Regions from separate parts of the Homo sapiens genome. Here regions 1, 3 and 4 are each linked to region 2. The links are chromatin contacts, found by Hi-C in ENCODE. All regions are on one chromosome and are shown on one strand. Each heading gives the region's core, a stretch centred on a gene start or an enhancer-like site at or near the end of the contact. The rest is flanking DNA. Distances are from core to core; before and after follow the strand shown. Region 1 overlaps EBF1 (EBF transcription factor 1). Region 2 has its middle 220 kb from the start of CLINT1. Region 3 has its middle 270 kb from the start of LINC02227. Region 4 overlaps EBF1 (EBF transcription factor 1).

Region 1 (2,700 bases), core at 80-2,579, 800 kb after region 2:
TTCATGAGTTTCCACTGGTAGAGGAGAAAACTAGAATATATCAGCAGATTATGAGCTGCCATGAATTTTTCTGTTTTTCCTCTTTAAACATGGATACTGATAATGAAATACCAGAAAAGTACACTCTGTGGTGAATCTGGCTTTTGATATTTATTAACATTAAATGGACTTTTGCAACTAAATAACACCAAAAAAAGAGAGAGGAGATACAACTATAGTATGTTCCTATAGCATGTTCCTACCCTCAAATAAATATCAAGAATATAATCTATGTGGAAGAAAGATCAAGTTGGCAGAAAAGGGAAAGGAGAATTAGGAAAGCAAAATAAATAGGTGCAGAGAAACTGTCACACAAGTGAATTGAGACTCAGTATTTAATTAGGGACAGCAAGCTTGCAAGGCTCTTGGTAAATGTCTACCGAAACCAACCACGTGTTGGTTAACACTGAGACATACAAACTGATCAATAGTACAAAACAAAAGGGCTCAGGTATGCATGTAAAGTCATACATCATTTCAATAAATTACGCTGTGTGTAGACAGGTTTTTTTTAGAACGATCATTCTGAGATCAAGAGCTAAATCATCTCAGCCACATCTTGATTTCTGCAAGACTCGGCAGGAATTATGAGGCTTAACAGCATTCTGACAATTAGCATATTATAAATACAAAAATGATATATTAAAGGGAGAGGAGGAAAAAAAAGGCCAGTGTTTTACACCTACAGTAATATAATTCCACTACTTAATGCAAAGTAACAGGCCTCAGAGTGTTTGGGATCCTCTTGTATGGTGTTATCTTCTCTATCAGTAAATGAGACTATGTGAACAGTACAACCTATAAATAATTCAAGGCCTGAGATGGCAATTATAGAACCATGCACAACTAGCATGAATATTTTATGAAGGCTAAAACAGCTCTCAGAATGAATCATGGAGAGATGAACACACACAAGCACACACACACACATACACACACACACACACACACACACACACACACCAGGCAGTTTTGGCCAAATTGTATTTCCAAGACAAGGCCTCTCTTTGATCTCTAGAACACCTTTATTTTATGGAAACAGTGATGATAGTTACATATTTTTCTTTTCTTGAATTTATTTCCTAAAATCCAAACAGAGGAATGAAGGTATGAATTTGTCAATAGGGTAGAGGAGCTTGAAACCGAGGAAGAAGGACAAACAATTTTTAACCTGAACTTCTGCAGATAATTCCAAGTGATTTTTTTAACCTTTCCAAATGGACTCTACAAAAAGTACCAAGTTCCAATGTATCAAAATTGAAACTGAAACCAGTGTCACTTCATGACTCAAGCAAGAGCACTTCCTATCCGAAAACTTCCCTCATATACATAAGCTTTTATTTCTAATTAGTCCTTGAGGAATACCTGTAATCCCTGCTTTCACTACATTCATAAGACAAAACAAATATTACTGAGCCATAAGCCTGAGCAAACAAGCTACTATATTTAAAAGTAGCAGCCCAGATGTCATACTCTATTAGGAAATGAGCAATGCCTAAGTTCTGAGCTGTTTCTGTAACCAAAGGATGTGCACAGCTGAAAAAAATGAAATTATATGAATTCACGTCTTGATTTCCCTGTGCAATGTACTTGTGCTATTTGAATAAGAGTTAATATTCATTTGAATTTTACAGAGATTAGCATTCATCATTTTTACCTGCCTCCTATTTACATATACCCAGATGATATCCATGTGGTTACACAAAACACCATTGTTTTCCTAAAGTCAATTTTAGCATAATTCACTTTCTTAATTACAACCTAAAACTGTAAAGACTTTTCCCAGTCCCTCCACAGAAGAATCTTAAATTTATGACCCTTTTGGTATGAATATGTGTGCTTTTCACTTCATTACAACAACAAGAATGGAACTTTAGGACTCTAGGATCTTAGCACAGGAAGGAACCTTAGATATCTTCTGATCCAACTGCTTCATTTTGTGGATGCGAAAAGTTTAGAGGCCAAAAAACTGTTCCATGGCATATTCGGTATCACATGACTAGTTGAAACACTACGGCCAATAATATAAAATATAATAATATTAGCAGGAACAAAAATCAGTAACAACCTCAAGTATTTACAGTGAGCTTGCAATAAAGCAGGCACTGTACTTTGCAGGCACTGTCTCCTTTAGCCTCCCAATACCTCTAATAGGTAGTATTATTATTGTCTCCATTTAAGGATACGAAAACTGAGGCTTAGAGAGATTCATGTATCTCTACCCTCAATCCCACGACCCCTTTTCCCTCTAGTGTACTCTTCAGGAAGTTACATCAGAATTCTCTATTTGAGTCTTGGCTAGAAGAAACTTTCATTACATGGACCAGTTATTACTGGAGACTTCCTAGATGGGAGACACACTGATGTTTTCGGTCTCACTGAGCCTGCTGCTTTGTGAGACCTCCGAGGGCATAGAGAGAAAAGGAAGCTCCTACAACCTGTACTGCAAGAACTTCAGGAAAAACAACATCTTTCCATAAAAAGTTTCACGTTGCCCTATTATTCAGTTTAAGAAGTTCAGAGCCACTGTTCCATGGGCCTGCCTTTTGTGTTCAATTTGGAGGCATGAAAATACCTTTAGAATTTGTAAATCTCAAGGCAACCGAGTGAAACGCCACCTACCGCAGCAGCTGGAGGGCAGGCCAGTGTTATGCTTTGATA
Region 2 (2,700 bases), core at 84-2,583:
GCTCACTGCAACCTTTGCCTCCTCGGTTCAAGGGATTCTCCTGCCTCAGCCTTCTGAGTAGCTGGGATTCCAGGTGCCTGCCACCATGCCCGGCTAGTTTTTGTGTTTTTAGTAGAGACAGGGTTTCACCATGTTGGCCGGGCTGGTCTCAAACTCCTGACCTCAGGTGATCCACCCGCCTTGGCCTCCCAAAGTGCTAGGATTACAGGCGTTAGTCACCGTGCCCGGCCTATGAGCACCATTTTTTAATCACCTTCATTTTGTAATTAATGACTGGATTGTTTTATCTGATGAATGACAGTCTCTTTCACTGAACTATAAACTTCACTGGACTGTGAACACCATGTATGTATTTATATCATCCAGTCTTCATGCCAGGGCCTTATTTGGTACCTGGGTGTCCCGAGGGAATATTTTGTGTTCCGTAATGAACAAAGATTGGACATTTTACAATATAAAACATTTTAAGGATAACTCTGGATATAGGAACATTAGTTTACAAAATCAAATTGGGGATTAATTCTGTGCCATTTGGAATCAATATCATCTGATGGGTGTTTTTCTGCTCCAGGTTTGGTTCTGGACTGACTGGATTTTACATCAGTGTCTCTCAGACCACATCTTCCCCCTATTTGCATTTGACCTTCCTCTTTGTCTGGGGGACCCCATCTGAAAAGTCCCCCCCAGCAGTGGCCCATGCTGTATTTCACCAAAAAAGATCTGTATTTAGAAGGAACATTTACACGTTATTGGTGTCTCTCTGAGAGCGTAAGGTGCTTACCATATAGCTTGGCACAGTTTTCATTAAAGAGAAGAACAAAGAGAGGCAAAACATGAGGAAATTACTAAATTCCAACATGAAACTGAGAAGATATGCCCCTACACTTGCCCTCATAAACATTAAGCATTTTTTTATGGTGACATTTTTAGCCCATTCTGAAATGTATTGATTTGTTTCCTGTGAGTCATTGTCTGTTTCTGCTTTCTATGTTAAAAAACATATTAAATATCAATGTGATGATATAAATATATACGTGTGGGTGGATGGGCGGGTGAAAGGAATTTTCTTTCAAATTCTAAGAAGGGAAATAGCTTTTTCATAGGTTCCCACATCATCCATCAACTCATCACATCCTCAGTCTACTGCATTTCCCCCCTCGACACAAAACTGAATAATCACTCTGGTTTTAAAGCTTGAGAGAAAAAGTTTCAGAAGGTTCTGGAGATGGCCTGTTATTTGGGAGACAGCTGAAGTTTTTGTAGCTCTAATTCTGGGTTGAGGGGACGTCCAGCCGCTATCTCCATTTTGAGCAGTAGAGGGCAGACGTCTCCACTCCCGCCTGCCCAAGATCACCCCGGCAACTTTATGTTTATGCAAACAGCCTTTGACATAATAGCTTTGAAACAGCTGAAAATTGAATTGTGCCTTGAGGCCAAACATCTAGACCACCACCTTTGTTATATTCATCTGCCACAGTAAATTGGGTTCACCATTGGCTCTGGGAGCTGCTTTTTCCTCGATTCTAGTCCCACATAACTTTGCGCAGGAGAAAGACAAATGCGACTTCCTCACACAAAACGTTGGCAGGGTTTCATTTCACAAACTCTTATCTGAGGGGCTGGAGATTGCTGTGTGGATTTCTCCAGCCAACTGAAGAAAATAAAGGGGAAACTGGAAAGCTAAACCAAATCCATCTAATTCTGGAATATCTCTGTGGGTTTCCATAGCTTTTTAGCTTCTCCACTTAATCTAATTAGGACTTTGCCTCCCGAAATAAATACCTAATAAAGAATGAACCTATTAAAAGACTAAATTTACTACACACACGTTTGTGCGAACCCTCTGCCTGTTTCCTTGAAGCGGTAATGCCGATGAAATTGAACGTTGTTTGACTGGGTAATGGTCTCCCGCTGTAAGACGGATTATAGAAAATAAACATGGATGGGGGGGTGGGGGGCGGGGAAGCCAGCCGCTTTATTGAATTCCGCTGATGATAATGCCATCACCTGAAATCGCTGCCTGAAAAGAGTGTCAATGGGGGAGAAGCAGCAGCAGCAGCCAGAGCCAATTTGCAACTGGGTAACAGTTCATTTTAGAAGTAATTTTATTCTGTTTTGGGTTCACTGCCCTGGTTTGGGGGGTTAACAGAAAGTAGATTTTTAAAAGAAATCTGATTGTGGGCCTCATGGATGCTTTTCAAAGGAGGGCATTTAGGCATTGACTAATTGATTGGTTCATTTGTTTATCAATAAATATTTCATAAAGGCCTACTCTGTGTGAGGCGCTAGTTAGGAGCTGGGGATTTGATAATGAGCAAAGCAGGTTTGCCATCACTCTACTAAAACTTAGAGTCAGCGCAGGAGGTAGAATTCATTCATTAGCAAATATTTATTAAGCACTCACTTTGGATCAGGCTTATAATCAGAAAATAACTATACAATTACAACCTGGATGAGTATTATGAAGGCTCGGCAGTGAGGTTGCTGGACTGGATGTCCACTATTTCTTTGAAGAACAGTTTTAAGGAAAATCATGTAATATCAAACAGACCCTCAGATCAGTATGGAGGTCAGAAGATTACAGAGTTTATTAGCATGTTTGTGAGTTCACTTAATGGGTTCAAATTCAATTACCAAACTTCTCTGGACCTCAGTTTCCTTATCTTGATAGAAGTTTCTAGTAATTCCTGTCCAATTTGC
Region 3 (2,700 bases), core at 163-2,662, 600 kb after region 2:
TGGCTCACCACTCATGTGCCCAATGTCCTTGACACAATTCTAGTTTCTTTCCTGTGCTTTCCTTACGTCCCTTCTAGCATCAGCTACTTCCCAGGTGTTTCTCAGTTCTTGACAGTTTGAGGGATCCCTGCAGCGAGTTGCAGCACCTCTAATTCACTTCATAATGAAGCAGCTTGTTGTGGTGTTTTGTGTCCATTACAATCTTTTATTGCTGGGTGTGCAAGGGCTAAGTTTTCTTTTGACTTTCTTTGTCTACATGGGAGTTTGCAACTGTAACAAAGTAACAAAGGAGTCCCAGCAAGCTTGTCTCAACACGAGCTAAAGAATTAATATGCAATAAAGACTCTGATGTCTGGTGGTACTGGAGTCATTCTCACTAATCTAGGATTCTGGCTATTTCAGAGTCACCATGACTATTACCTATGGATTATCACTCTTCCAAGGCAGAGACAACTGTAATTTCTGGTAAAATTAGATTAAATAATTGCACCTTTTATAGTCCAGAACATGCTTCAAGAGTTTATGAGGCTTCAAGGTCCTTTTTGCCACCATCAATTTTGAGTTTACCACAGATGTACAGAAATTGTCAAGAGAGAGTTTTTACTAGTAGGATATTGAGTGATAGAGATTTGCAATATGCAATTTTTCTAAAGGTATCTGATTCTTTAAAATCACTGGTCCATTTTGTTTGGGGGAAGGGCAATGATTAAGATAGAGCGAAAAGACAGATTTTCTGATTTTTCACAAGAGTATAAACATGATTACAGTTTCAAGGCCTTTGCTTTGCCTTATTGGGTCACGTTCATAAAGGTAGTTATTTTACCTGATAAATTTGGAGGTACTCCTATCTTCTGAAGGTAAAAAACAAACAAACAAAAAAAAACAACGCAGTCATCTTTCTGGAAGAAGAGTACATGTTTAAGGAAATACCTGAGATCCTCTGGAAGAAGCCCACACTGGGCAGCTCTTAAAAGTTAGACCTTAGATGACTTGACTCTTTCTAGAAACTGCACTTTCTCAACCATTGACAGAAACCTGGAGACCACTTCCCCACTCTTTGGGTGCAACTCCAGCAAAGCTCACTGTGCCTGGGTCTCTCAATGGGCATTCTAGGCTATGCTGGCTGTCAGAAATGGCTCGCAGAAAGTGGGGGGCGTGATTAGCTTTAAATGAAGTTCTAAGCCACTGGTACATGAAATGAAACTTTTTTTTTCTCTCTCTCTCTCTTCTTCCCCTTCTTTAACCTGAGCTGCTGATGTAAGTGGCTCTAATTTACTTTCCCCGAGAAAACAAAGCAAAATAAAACAGGGAAAGGCAAAGAAGATCCGTTTGCGAAGTGTAGTGCTTCTGCTCCTGATAAAAGGGAGCCATTTGCTGCTTTCATGGTGTCAGTATTAATTTCCAAGCAGTCAAAGTCACCGCTAATTTATTTACAGAACAATCTCCTTGCCCAGGAGCTGGGCTGGTGAGGCAGTGGTTTCCAGCCTCCAGCTTTGTTTGTTGACAGGCTGATTTCCCACAAGGCCGTTTCCACCTGTGTTTCTGTTGTTTTTAGTACGTGTCTCCCTTTCTTCTCCCCCGCCACCGCCTCCCCAATGGCTGTTGAAGGCCCTTCTCATCTCCGGTCTCTCTCATCCCCTTCCTCCCTCCTGCCCCAAGGACTCCTGGCAGGCCTTTGCAGTCACGCTGCACTTAGAGTCTCTGCCGGTAAAGTCCCAGGGGGCGCTGCATTTCTTTCTTTCTTTTTCTCCCCCCTTTTTTTGTTTCAAGGACAAGATTCAAAAGAGCCTGCTCCACACAGGTTGTAAGGTGCACCTTCAGATCTGTCTTCAAATAGGGGCTGAGCAATTTGAATATTTGTGCTCCTGGAAATCAGTCTGTAAAATCGTCTCCCAACGCCCATTAAATTCTGCAAAATTGCTAAGCTTTGAGAACTTCATGGTGGGGTCCAATCTGGGGCCCTGGCACCTCACTGCCAAAGCACGCATCCCCAAAGATACTTATAATGGAAATGACGGAGTGGCTGATTTGGCCCTAGCTTCTTGCATATCAAAGGCAGGAGGGCGGGAGGGAAGCATCCATAGAGCAGTCAGGATGCACCCCGCATGCCAGGTAATATATTGAGATGTTTAAAGCACACTGCTCGGCATGCACATGTGTCTGTCTCTCTGCTATTTTATACATTATCTGCAGGGCGGCAGGTACAAGGATAAGGCATGCTTTGAAGTCAGTGGCAGTGCCACCTGGGCATGGAGTGGGAAATAGGCATTATATAGCCTTTTTTCATATGACATATTTGCTATCTCCATGAGGAATACTTTGAGACCAGAAAAGAGATCACTGCGGCTATATAACCCACACCAAATCTTGCCACATTGGACCTATGATGTATTTACTGATTTTAAAAATACCAGAGGTATAATCTTGCCCAGAAAATGTGCCTCCACCCTAACTCCTCAGCCTCTTCATAGTATGTACAAATTGTTTTTCTGCATATTTTTTTTAACAAATGTTGTCTGTCTAGATTCAGAGATTTTTATTAGTGTGTTTGTGTTTAAAGGTGCTGGGTTAAAAATACCCCCTCATCGCCAAAGGAAGGCGAAGGGGGACAAAAAAAAAAAAAAAACACAGAGCTTTGTCCACTTGGAATTGGAGGGTAATCTGGAAAATTATAAAGAACTACAAGCCTGGCAAAGAGAA
Region 4 (2,700 bases), core at 69-2,568, 820 kb after region 2:
CCTTTGCGGGACATGGATGGAGCTGGAGGCCATTATCCTTAGCAAACTAACACAAAACAGAAAACCAAATACTGCATGTTCTCACTTACAAGTGGAAGCTAAATGATGAGAACACATGGACACATAGAGGGAAACAACACACACTAGGGCCTTCTAGAGGGTGGAGGGTTGGAGGAGGGAGAGGATGAGGAAAAATAACTAATGGGTACTAGGCTTAATACCTGGATGATGAAATAATCTGTACAACAAACCCCCATGACACACGTTTACCTATATAACAAACCTGCACATCCTGCACATGTGGCCCTGAACTTAAACGTTAAAAAAAAAAATCATTCTTGCTCTCATCTAGTTGAAAGGGACAGTTAACATGCATATGTGACTAAGAAATGAACTGTGCAAGTTGATGATACTAATTAACCACAAGCAACAGAATTTCATAGAAGCCACCATCCAATGGCAAAAAGAGCCACAAGACTTAGCTTCAAGTTCAAGTTGTGCCACTGCCCCCACAGCTGTTTTGGTGAAGTCACTTTTTCTTCCTTTTATAAGATGATTAGTTTGGAAATGGAGAATTATGTCTTGTCTCCAACAGTGAAGAGTGGTGTGAGCTTTGACAGTGGAAAATGGGGATATTAATACTACCTCCACTGGACTGCTGTGAGGAGGAAATGAGACAATGCACAAAGGGTACTGGGCGAGGCATCTAGAGGGCTCAACAAATGCTGGCCATCACTATTTGCCATTGAAAGATCATTGCTGATTCTAAAACTGTGTAAAAGGGAATCTTTTGTTGGAGTTTTGTTCCCCAGAAGACCCTAATCTCTTGCTATTTAAGAACCATGACTTTTAAGTTTACCCTTTGTCTTTAAAACATTTTTTTTAAATATCAAAAGCAGCACTGTTATTATAGTATATATACTTAGCTACTGAAGACCAGAGACATCTATCTTGGGTCTGAATAGCCCCTGGTCTTTTTTGATATCTCCAGGTGCTCTCCTTTTACCAATATTTGCATTGGCAACTGTTCCACATCATTACTAATCATTTGACATCAGACTTAAGAATTTCTGACGCTGACAGAAAAGTTCTTCTCCCTCACTATCCTTTCTCAGAAATTACTCATTGTAGTCAAATGTGCCCAAGTCCCTGAAGCATATGTAATAAACCACCAACCAGAATCGGAAGTTCTATCCACCTTCAAACATTTGCTCTAACCTTAGAATGGGATCTTTCTTTTTATTTTTGCAATGCAACTTTTATTTTTCCAAACTACCCAGTACCAGAGGTTTTTCTAACTGGGACATTTGTTAGCCTGAGAAATATAGAAAACAATTGTTGGGTATAAATTCACATCACATTTTCATTTCCTTCACTTCTGCTATTTTCAAAACCTCAGACTTTCCACTGGTAGTACTGCACTCAGTGTGGCTGTCATCCACGCACTAAGCGGGGGATTATCTTTTTTGTCTCTCAGGAACCTCGCTTTTTTATTGCAGATGCAACTCTAATAGGCAGAAGTTGCCACACAATCCAACAGTGAAGATTTAGGAAGGATCCACGTTACAGGGCAGTGAAAGACTGCCTGAGGTGGTGGTCCTACCAGCCCTGCAAAAAGAAATGTGGGAACGAAGCTTAAAACAGCCCTCCCTCCCTACAGTGACAACACAACCTGCTTACAAAGAGCAGCGATAACAAGGTTTCAGCCCAAGATGCCCCAGTCATTCCTCTAATGAATGCAGAGGAACTATCAGCAGCCCAAGACTGTAGACACACAGTATACTGTTCCCCATATTGTTGAATACAAGATGCGTAAGTTATTCAATAATGTATCTGAATAATTACGTGAAAATGAAAATTACATATTAAACTATTCCAACAGGTGCCATTTTAAAATAAAACAGTTTCTGCCTTGCATATGCCTAGAAAATATTGCAATTACTTGTGAGTTAAAGCACGTACACTAGTACAAAAATATACCACCACTGGCACTGAAAACAGGCCATGGCTAAAACCATCCTAGATGTCTAATGATTTAGCATAAAACATATGTGATAGTGTAAGAGATAATCCTACTATGTTTACATCTTGCTTGTGTAAGTCTGTCAGTGGGCAATCACGAAGCAGAAAGGCATTCCCGAATGGTGGGAATCACAGGAAGCAGTAATCTCATCTGGAATTTAATAGTCTTTTTGTGTGTGTGGTTTTGATCATTTTCCTTTTATGAGTGCCGTGTGCACAGACTCTTGATTGTTTCTGCAATGGAAAAAGAAGAGGATGTCCCTCTGAATCCCAATGATCTGCTTTGGCCAAAATCAGACACCAAAGCTGTTAACGGGAAGAACACTTGCAATATAGGAAATCCTATAATGTAACGACCAATGCAATTGGTTAGAAACTCTTAATACACTCCCAAGTTGACAGAAGATGGCAGCTCCCACTGACAACTACACAGCCAAGCCTCTTCATCCATTCTATTTAGACCGAAGGAAAATGAAGAGATATTGAATGGAATATTCTAAAAGTTCTGGGTGGTCAGAGCCATGTGTTTTAGGATGGCCATTTCCATGAGAAAGGTGCGGTTTTGTGGGCAAACTTTTTAACCCTCTTCTCTTCCTACCACCCCCTACATCACACAATTAAGAACCGTGGGTGGGAGAAGATGGATTGCTCATCGCCCTCCCACTCTGTGGCCCTCTT

The links. Hi-C counts contacts between places; a loop is a spot of excess contacts on that map. Pooled maps may share reads with other maps.
Region 1: a map of B cell shows a loop between it and region 2 (3-fold over the local background). The contact joins two enhancer-like sites. A Hi-C loop is called at or near these places in 1 of 168 maps with a recorded cell type or tissue (B cell), 3 of 37 single-sample maps with no recorded cell type and 2 of 50 pooled maps.
Region 3: a loop to region 2 is called in a map of OCI-LY7, with 3 times the contacts of the local background. The contact joins two enhancer-like sites. A Hi-C loop is called at or near these places in 1 of 168 maps with a recorded cell type or tissue (OCI-LY7), 4 of 37 single-sample maps with no recorded cell type and 4 of 50 pooled maps.
Region 4: a pooled map shows a loop between it and region 2 (3-fold over the local background). The contact joins two enhancer-like sites. A Hi-C loop is called at or near these places in 2 of 37 single-sample maps with no recorded cell type and 2 of 50 pooled maps.

What each region holds. Positions count from the first base shown.
Region 1 is chr5:158,874,087-158,876,786 of GRCh38, forward strand. The region is part of intron 6 of EBF1 (EBF transcription factor 1); the gene reads right to left. Among named protein-coding and RNA genes, the nearest start is that of EBF1, 220 kb to the right of the region's middle. Within about 2 kb of position 1,330, at least 2 of the 41 ENCODE cell types and tissues checked have a DNase peak (open chromatin) inside an H3K27ac peak, as active enhancers do.
Region 2 is chr5:158,074,123-158,076,822 of GRCh38, forward strand. No RefSeq gene overlaps it. Among named protein-coding and RNA genes, the nearest start is that of CLINT1, 220 kb to the left of the region's middle. Within about 2 kb of position 1,334, at least 5 of the 41 ENCODE cell types and tissues checked have a DNase peak (open chromatin) inside an H3K27ac peak, as active enhancers do.
Region 3 is chr5:158,675,664-158,678,363 of GRCh38, forward strand. No RefSeq gene overlaps it. Among named protein-coding and RNA genes, the nearest start is that of LINC02227, 270 kb to the left of the region's middle. RefSeq lists an enhancer at 1,699-1,748. Within about 2 kb of position 1,413, at least 3 of the 41 ENCODE cell types and tissues checked have a DNase peak (open chromatin) inside an H3K27ac peak, as active enhancers do.
Region 4 is chr5:158,897,258-158,899,957 of GRCh38, forward strand. The region is part of intron 6 of EBF1 (EBF transcription factor 1); the gene reads right to left. Among named protein-coding and RNA genes, the nearest start is that of EBF1, 200 kb to the right of the region's middle. Within about 2 kb of position 1,319, at least 3 of the 41 ENCODE cell types and tissues checked have a DNase peak (open chromatin) inside an H3K27ac peak, as active enhancers do.